Linked DNA regions of Homo sapiens: region 2 is linked to region 1. A link is a loop called in an ENCODE intact Hi-C map of the cell type or tissue named here. Cell type or tissue: ascending aorta. All regions are shown on one strand.

Region 1 (4,000 bases):
GGCGCTGGAAGAGAGGAGGAAAGTTTTGCCTTTTCTGTCTGGGAGATTCCCTTTCTGCACAAACAATCTTGCCATGTCCTGGGACGTCTTAAAGTGAGAGTAGGGGTTCCCCCTTCACTGCAGCCAGGAAACGTGTGAAGGCGTTTTGCGATCCCACCCCCTCACACACACACTTTCTTAGAAGGGAAAGCTGTGAGCTCTCCGGGCAGTTCTGCTTCTTCCTGTCTTTCCATGGCTTGGACTTTCACAGATGTAGCACTGACTATCCAGTTGACATGAAGACCCCTTTAGGAGACCCACACTCTGCTGCTATCCCAAGAATACGTCTCCCGAAGCCCCCGCTTTCCAGCTATCAAAGGAGAGCGATACAGTGATTCCCCCCAACAACCCACAACTGACGTCATCGCATGCTATTTTTCCTTTTTTTTTTTCCTCCGGGAAGAAGAAGGAGACTGAACTCATTCACTTTTAACTCGCAAGCCCTATTTGCCCAGAGGAGGGTCTAATTTGGAACAGAGGAAACGTTATCCATAATAATAATGACGATGGTGATAATTTAGAGCTGTAGTATGTTGACTTCTCTTTCCAAACATGTGAAAAAGCAAAGAGACTGCTGCTTGGAGGTGATTTTTTTTTTTTTTTAATCTGTAGGTCTGGTTTTTCCTAGTCTTTACCTAGTACCAGTGATTTGGAAGGCATTCCCTGGAGAGAGGAGAGCACAGGGTTATGCAGGCATCATCAGTGAAAGGGTAGTGAATGCATTTTAACTATGTAAGTGTGTCTACATAAATACGTGTGTGTGTGTGTATATATATATATACATGTATATATATGTGTGTATATATATATGTGTATATATATATATGTATATATATATATATAACACCTGGGATTCCACAGGAGACTGCTTTATAAATGTCTATAATTCAGACAAGGAGCCTCTCTTCACACACATTCTCTTGAGCACTCATTCACTCTCTCACACAAAGATTGTTGCAGTAAAATACTTTAATTGGATGGGGGGCGTTAGGTTATTATTGCTTGTATAAAATGCCTGGTCCATTTTATGTGTAGAAATAACATTCCTCTCAAAACGAAAAAAATAAAATAAATAAATAAGCACTGCTGTCGTGTAGCACCAGAAAGCCAGGAGCTTTTCCCCTGAGGATTCTGGTGGATTTCTTTTCCCTCCCCTAGTTGAGTTGGAGCCAGATTTGGCGGCGTGTAAACACCTGGCTCTGAGCCAGAAAAGACTCATTCTGCATATCCTCCACATGGTACAGGCTGTTGGACTAAAAAGAACCTGCTTCTCCTTGAATTAAAAAGCAAACAAACAGAGGTTCTTTGCAGAAGTACTTTTTCAGCTCCCTCCTTCGTGTAAGTTTGGGCTGGGAGAGCCAGGACCGAGGTGGGCAGCAAGGATCGGGTGCGAAGGCTCACCCTCTCGCGGCGACCTCAGGTGCCCAGTTTGCTGCCTGACCTCTGCTGGCTTTCTCTGGCTGGGCGTTGCCACTTTCCTAGGAATCCCTGGTCACCTATCTTGAGAGAGCAGTCATCGCTCAGCAGGGACCGCGCTGCTATTTCAGGCAGAGAGTTGCTGTCTTGCTGTCAGGCCAGGCTGCCTTACATCACTCTTTGCTGCAGGATTCAATTGGGTTTCGTAAAGGTCTAATTTTACGGTGCTGTTAACCGGGTCTGTCGTCTGGCAGAGGCAGGCCTTGCCGCTCCTGGTAGGCGGGCTATGCTCCCAGATCCGCCCGGGATGCTATTTCTGCCCCGGTTCAAACTTCACTGACACCAGTTCAGACAGGCGCTCGGAGAGACAGGGGGAAGGAGCGAAGGAGCAGTTTGCTTCTGAAGCTCAGAAAACATGCCTTTTATTTTTCTGAAAGGAAAGGAGAAAAATATATATACTAATACATAAAAAAAGGGAAGGCTTATGCAGGCAAAAACAAAGCCAAAGTTAGAAAGTGCCTATGTGTAGGATTCTCTGGAGGGTCCACCAGTGGATGGTCTTTAGGATTGAAGAATCCTTTAAGGCTGCTGTGAAAAGGGTCCTCAGAGGTTACCCAAGCCAGTTTCCCTTTTGGCCGAATGGGGAGAGAGACACACAGAGAGGGGAGGGGTGTGTGCTGGATGACACAGCTCCTCAGCGGCAGGAACTAGGATTTAATCCCTGGCATCTGACTTCCAGGCCTTGCCCCCTGCACCGCTGAGAGAATGTGTCTCATAAACACCATCACCTCTCACCCCACACGGACCCACCACCCACACACAGCCTTCAGCCTTCATGCATAGCAATTTGGGCTCCCTTTCAAGTCAGGGGATGAGGGGTTGTTTCTGACACATCCCTTTGCTTTTGTACCACACCAGGCAGGAGGAACCAGACCCCTGTTCCTCATCCCCAACTGCCCCCCCAACACCCCTCCAGTTTGAAAGAAAAGGAAAACAAAAGACTCAATTTGCTCCATCGAGCAGAGGCCTTGAGCAGCAGTTAATCTTGTTAAAGTTTCTCCTGACCTGTTAGATAAGTGAAATGTGGACCCCACAAGTACTGCCCTCCTCCCACCCCTGTCCCACTCCCCTTGCCTTAGTGATTCGGAATTCCTGCTCAGAAGGAGAAAAGGATTTACCTGAATCCCATCCAGCACCTCTGCTTGCCAGCCTTTTTTCTTTTGTTCTAATGGTTGGACTGGATTAAGTGTGCTGGTTACTCCCAAGAATCTTTTTTTCCTTCCCTTCTGCACCCCCACTTCCTAGTATCCACCCAACCCTCAAAAAAGAGTACCCACATTTTCTCCACTTCAGCATTGCTGTAACAGTGAAGGCTGGGTTTAAGTATATGGCTAGGAGTCCATATATTAACAAGGCTTTTCCCCAGTATCTGTAGTCCTACCTGGGATCTAGAATATTGTAATAGTTAGAACTCAGTTTTAGTAGCCAGGTTACCTATGTGGAATCTCTGCCCCTAACTAACTGTGTGACCTTGGGCAAGCAAGCTAGTTGACTTCTCTGGACTTCATTCACCTTCCTCATGTACAGAGTGATGATGGCACAAGTACCTGTATCATAGAGCTGTGTAAATGCTAACAGAACTTGGACATGGAAGGTACTTAAAACTGGACTTGGTATGTAGTAGGTGCTCAACAAACTTCATTCTTATTAGACATGATTTTCCAAATATCTCAGTCTTGGCTTTCTGGACTGGGGAACACTTGAAGGTATGAAGAAATCCAACTCTACCTGGGTGCTTCCTTGGTGATGCTGGGCACTTTCCTTGTGCCAGCATGTTTTGCCTTCACAACTACCCTGAGAAGTGTGTATCGTCGCCTGTACTTCACAAAAGAGAAATCTGAGTTTCAGAGAGTTGAAATGACTTGGTCTAAAGTCCCACAGGTTCTCAGTGGAGAGAGCCTAGATGTGAACCCAAGTCCTCGTTTCCTCTGTCAGCAGTCTTTTTGGAGAGAGAAGAAATTATTCACATGCTCTTCCTTAACCTTTCTGTGGAACATTTCCATTCCTTTCTGCATCTCTATGTGTCAACCATATACCTACAGATCGAAGAGGGTGAGAAATGGATATAAATCTCAACTGAAGCCCTGCATGAGACCTGGCAGATCTGTTTTTCTTTTCACATCAAATTATCAGACAGACAGGCTTGGAATTTCTCTTACATGCTGTGTAATTTGAGTCAAGTCACTTCATCCATCTCTTCCTTGGTTTACTTATCTGTAAAGTGGGCATAATGACATCAGGATAGTTCAATGAAATAAACATGCAAAAAGTACCCAGTGCAGTGTCAACTTGTATTAGAGACTCAGTCAAGGGTAGCCGGATCTAGGAAGTAGCTGCATCTCTTTTTCCAGTTTGCGGCTTTGGCTTTCAAAAAGTGGGGCCTGTTTGTAAGGCTTCCCCTCTTGAGTTGCTGGGGAGTCTCTCTAGAGTAGATAATGTATCTTGGGGAACAATTAGACTCCTTCAAATACCTTTCTTTCAATTT
Region 2 (4,000 bases), 510 kb before region 1:
CTTGGCCTCCTGAGAAGGTAGGACTGCAGGTGTGCACCACCACACAGGGATAATTTTTCTTTCTTTTTTTTTTTTTTTTAGAGATGTGGTCTTGCTTTGTTGCCCAGGGAGGAGTGCAGTGGCATGACAATATCTCACTGCAGCCTCAAACTCCTGGCCTCAAACGGTCTTCTCCTCTTGGCCTCCCAAAGTGCTGGGATTACAGGTGCAAGCCACCACACACAGCCCACGTTTCTGTTTTAATCATAGAGGGAAGAAATACATAGACTAACCCAACAGCTAGCATGAAAATTCCTCCCAGAGTGGGAAATCTTTTGTCTATCAAAGTACCTTGATTAGCTGCTTTTGGTGGAAGATGAGACACTTAGGGCATGGTTAGAGTCAGGAAATTAAATGATTTTTGTTTTCAGCATTAAAAAATCAGTAAAGTTGAGGCATAGAAGAGAACAGAGAAGTGAGGGGAAATTGAACAACAATGGCGAGGGACTGGAGACTGAATCCCAGGCACATTTGAAACTTAAAACTTGAGCGCAGGTCATTTGATTACCCAGTAAGTAATTAATGGCACAGTTACAGTCTATCTACCACTTTCTAGACAAAAACATGCTTGGGCAGTCTTCATGGAAATGGCACTATGAACCTGTAGACACATTTATAAACACAAAGATATCTCACTTATTTGGAGATTACTATTTCCAGCACAGCCTGTGACCTATGAGTAGGCAGTGAAATGAGAGGATATAAAATAACCCCCAATAATAATACATAGCTCGCATTTATGAAGCTTGCTAGGCACCAGGCACTTTGTAAACAGTTTTTCTCATACATGATGTGCCTAACATTTGCAAAGATAGCGTGCATATTATGCATGTTTCCAATTTTTCTGGTAGAAAAACTGAGACTTGGAAAGGTTAAATGGATGCCAAGGTCTATGAGTTAGAATATGATGGACTAGCACTAGAACTCTAATTCCAAAAAGCCTGCTATTTACCAAATATTTTCAACCCAAGGCTTCTTCCTATGGATAACTAAATGTGCCTACTAAACCAAGTTTTAAATTTTAGTCATGAAATAGCCCCTTAAGTTCCAGAGTAGAGCTCATTTACTCTTTTTTTATATGATAACTTAATGATGATACCTGGTTATCTAGTTGACACATTAAAAACTATAAATTTAATAAGTCATAGTGATGAGGGAATCCAAGAGGTAGGCCTGTGGACAATGTCAGTGAGTATTGGAAAATTAAATGAGAGCGGACACAAAAGAACAAAAACAAAACAAAACATGGAATTCAAACAAACAGAAACAGTCAGTGTGAGAAAATTCAAAGTTTGTTAAATTCAGCGAAATTGTCACTATATTCTGGTCCAGAATGTCACTGTGAAGAGTGACAACTCTGGGTTAAAAAGAAATTATGTTATAGTTCCCATTTTGAAGTAATATGACAGAATAAAATATACTTCAAGGGAAAATAATCTAATTTAAATGACTAAAATATGCACTGGTGCAGTAAATGGCTTTAGCTTATGGAGAGAAGATATTTTGGTACCCACCCTGGCCTTGCACATACATGTTAGTTCTGTGTCCTGGAGTTTCACCACTTTGAGTCATATTTACTAGTTTCTACAGTAGGAAAACTAATTATTTCTGAGGGTCCTTGTGAAGAGGAAAATAGATGACGTGTATAACACGCTCGACACATAGATTATGTTCCATATAGTTGTATTAAATCATGTTGAAAGGTCATTTTTTGTGCCCAAACGGGAATGTTCTGGCAATTGTAAAGACTTTCCAACATGGTGCAGGTCTTGCCTGAAAATAGCATGTGCATGGAATATTCACTCATCATTAGGAGAAGAAAACAGAGAGGGACTTTCCCATTCCTGCGTTATCTATTTCCACTTTGTGGAGAAAGCCATAATGTGTCAGATACACTAACTCTTGTTCTTCATATCCCAGCCAGCATAGCCCATGAGACAGAAATAGCATTCATCGAAAGCCGCAATTACCTCATTTCACTGGCCCGTTTGTGTGAGATGTGCCTTGCCTCACAGTGACTGCATGGGGCCAAAAGTCCAGCAAACAGAGCTGCTGCTTGTCCAAGAAATGGCCCTGCAAACAGGAGAGGACAACATGTTCCCTGAGCAGATTGGGACCCTTGGCTGTTTCACGAGTGTTTTGTTTTTCAGGCCAGAAACAGTGTCTGAAAACTCCTGGGGATTTCCCAAGCCCCATTCGTCAGGCGGCCAGGCTTCCTCTGACATCATCTCTGAGTGATGGGGTGCAGAGAGGGGGTCACGCAGAAGGCAGTCCAGGGGAAGCTTTAGCACGATTGCGGGAAATCAAACAGCTAGTGCTAGAGTGATCAGAAAAACAAGGAGAGCTTTCTGAAAACAGTGTCTGGCACATTATGGACATTCAAGAAGCAGGTCTTGAATGAAACACTGGGAAATCTAATGACTGGAATCCCAACTTATGTGGTCAGTATATGGCAGAGATGAGATTTCAACTAGGGTGACCAAATATTCTTCTTTTCCCAGGACTAAGAACTTTCTATGGATGTGGGAATTTGTGTGCTAACGTTGGGAAAATCCTGGGAAAATTGGGATGAGTTTGTCACCCTAATTTCAATACTGGTGTGTCCTGGCTTCAAAGCTGATGCCTTTAATCATAAAGCAAAAATCTGTCTTCAAGGAGACTTGAGTTTAATAAAAAACAAAACAAAACACAGGAATAGACAACTATCATATAAATGGAAAGAGTATACTTGCTTGAGGAAAGGAGTTAGCAGCTTAGCCAACTGTTCACCAATTACCACCACTTCTTGCTAAGAGCACTGTCATTTGTTTAGAAAATCCTCCCATTAAACATGTATTTCAATGAGCCCAGTCATGGAAATTGCATTCTCCTTGCCAATGAATGGTTTAGGAATGAGCATGTAACATAATTTTGGTCAATGAAACATGTAGGGAGGTCTGATAGGCAGATTCTTGGAAAGGTTTTCATGTTCTTCAAAAGAAACCAACAAAAGCTTCCATCACCCACTGGACATTTTTATATCAGTAGGAGACACTTGTAACTGGGTGGCTGTTTTAGATTTACCAAGGGAACTAAAGCTAGGTTAGAAGATGGGGAAGGTAGAAAGAATGTGAGTCTTTTATGACATTGTTGAGCTGTTAAATTAATTGGCCTTGCAGTCATTTCACCTCCAGACTTGTGAGATAATACATTGTCTTTATTATTGAAGTAATTTGAGACAAGGAATTCTAAAGGCAGTCAATAACATCCTAGTCAATAAAATATCCAAAAAGTAATAGGACAACAGAGGAAGGAGAGCAGCTCATTAGATGATACCATCAGGGATGGTTTCATGAAGGATCTAACATTTGAATCTTGCTGTGGAAGAAGGGTATACATTTAACAGACAAAATCAGACATAGGAAACAACACTAGAAAAACTACAAAAGATGTAGAGCTCTGGGTATAGCTGGAGGAAAGTAAGGAATCAAATTTGGCTAAAGCTAGGTTTTACAAGAGTGATTAATTGAACAGAAAGCAGGAAATGTTCTCAAGAAACAGAACATAAAAAGTTTTGAATTCCAGGCTAAGCAAACTAGAATTTCCTCATAGATGGCAGAGAGTCTGAGGATGATTGGCTAGGATGTCACCCTACATCTTCAGAGAACTACTATTAGCCACTGTTATCTCTCCTTTATTTGAACTCACTTCACATTTAGAGCCATAGTTCTCAGCTTTAGAAACATATTAGAATCACCAGAAGAATATATGAACATGTGTGTGATTCTAATATGGTGATTGTAATATGACTTACCTTGGTTCATACACATACCCTTCAGATGATATATATATAGGGCATGAGCCTCTGCTCTGAAGAGAGAGGCCTGGATTATTATTTTTTTTATTTTTTTGCTCTCTGTTAAGCTATCAGGTGACTTTGAAATGCAATTATGCTTGAGACCCATAGACATGGTCATCTATA

Evidence for each region. A loop is a pair of places that touch in the nucleus more often than their neighbours do. Peaks named below come from ENCODE experiments on the same cell type or tissue, not always from the same donor. Only the 100,000 strongest peaks of a DNase experiment are listed, where the experiment ranks them.
Region 2: it touches region 1 in a loop (3-fold over the local background); 3 of 110 quality-filtered maps call a loop at or near these places.

What each region holds. Positions count from the first base shown.
Region 1 is chr9:116,155,483-116,159,482 of GRCh38, forward strand. All of the region lies in intron 1 of PAPPA (pappalysin 1), which reads left to right. Among named protein-coding and RNA genes, the nearest start is that of PAPPA, 3.7 kb to the left of the region's middle. RefSeq lists a silencer at 86-175 and enhancers at 1,036-1,537, 1,538-2,037. In ascending aorta, no CTCF peak of the experiment used is centred here; DNase peaks (open chromatin) are centred at 179, 1,229, 1,649 and 2,189; H3K4me3 peaks cover 2,369 bases; H3K27ac peaks cover 2,712 bases.
Region 2 is chr9:115,648,065-115,652,064 of GRCh38, forward strand. The region is part of intron 2 of LOC105376235 (a long non-coding RNA gene); the gene reads left to right. Among named protein-coding and RNA genes, the nearest start is that of LINC00474, 280 kb to the right of the region's middle. In ascending aorta, no CTCF peak of the experiment used is centred here; a DNase peak (open chromatin) is centred at 2,147; H3K27ac peaks cover 3,504 bases.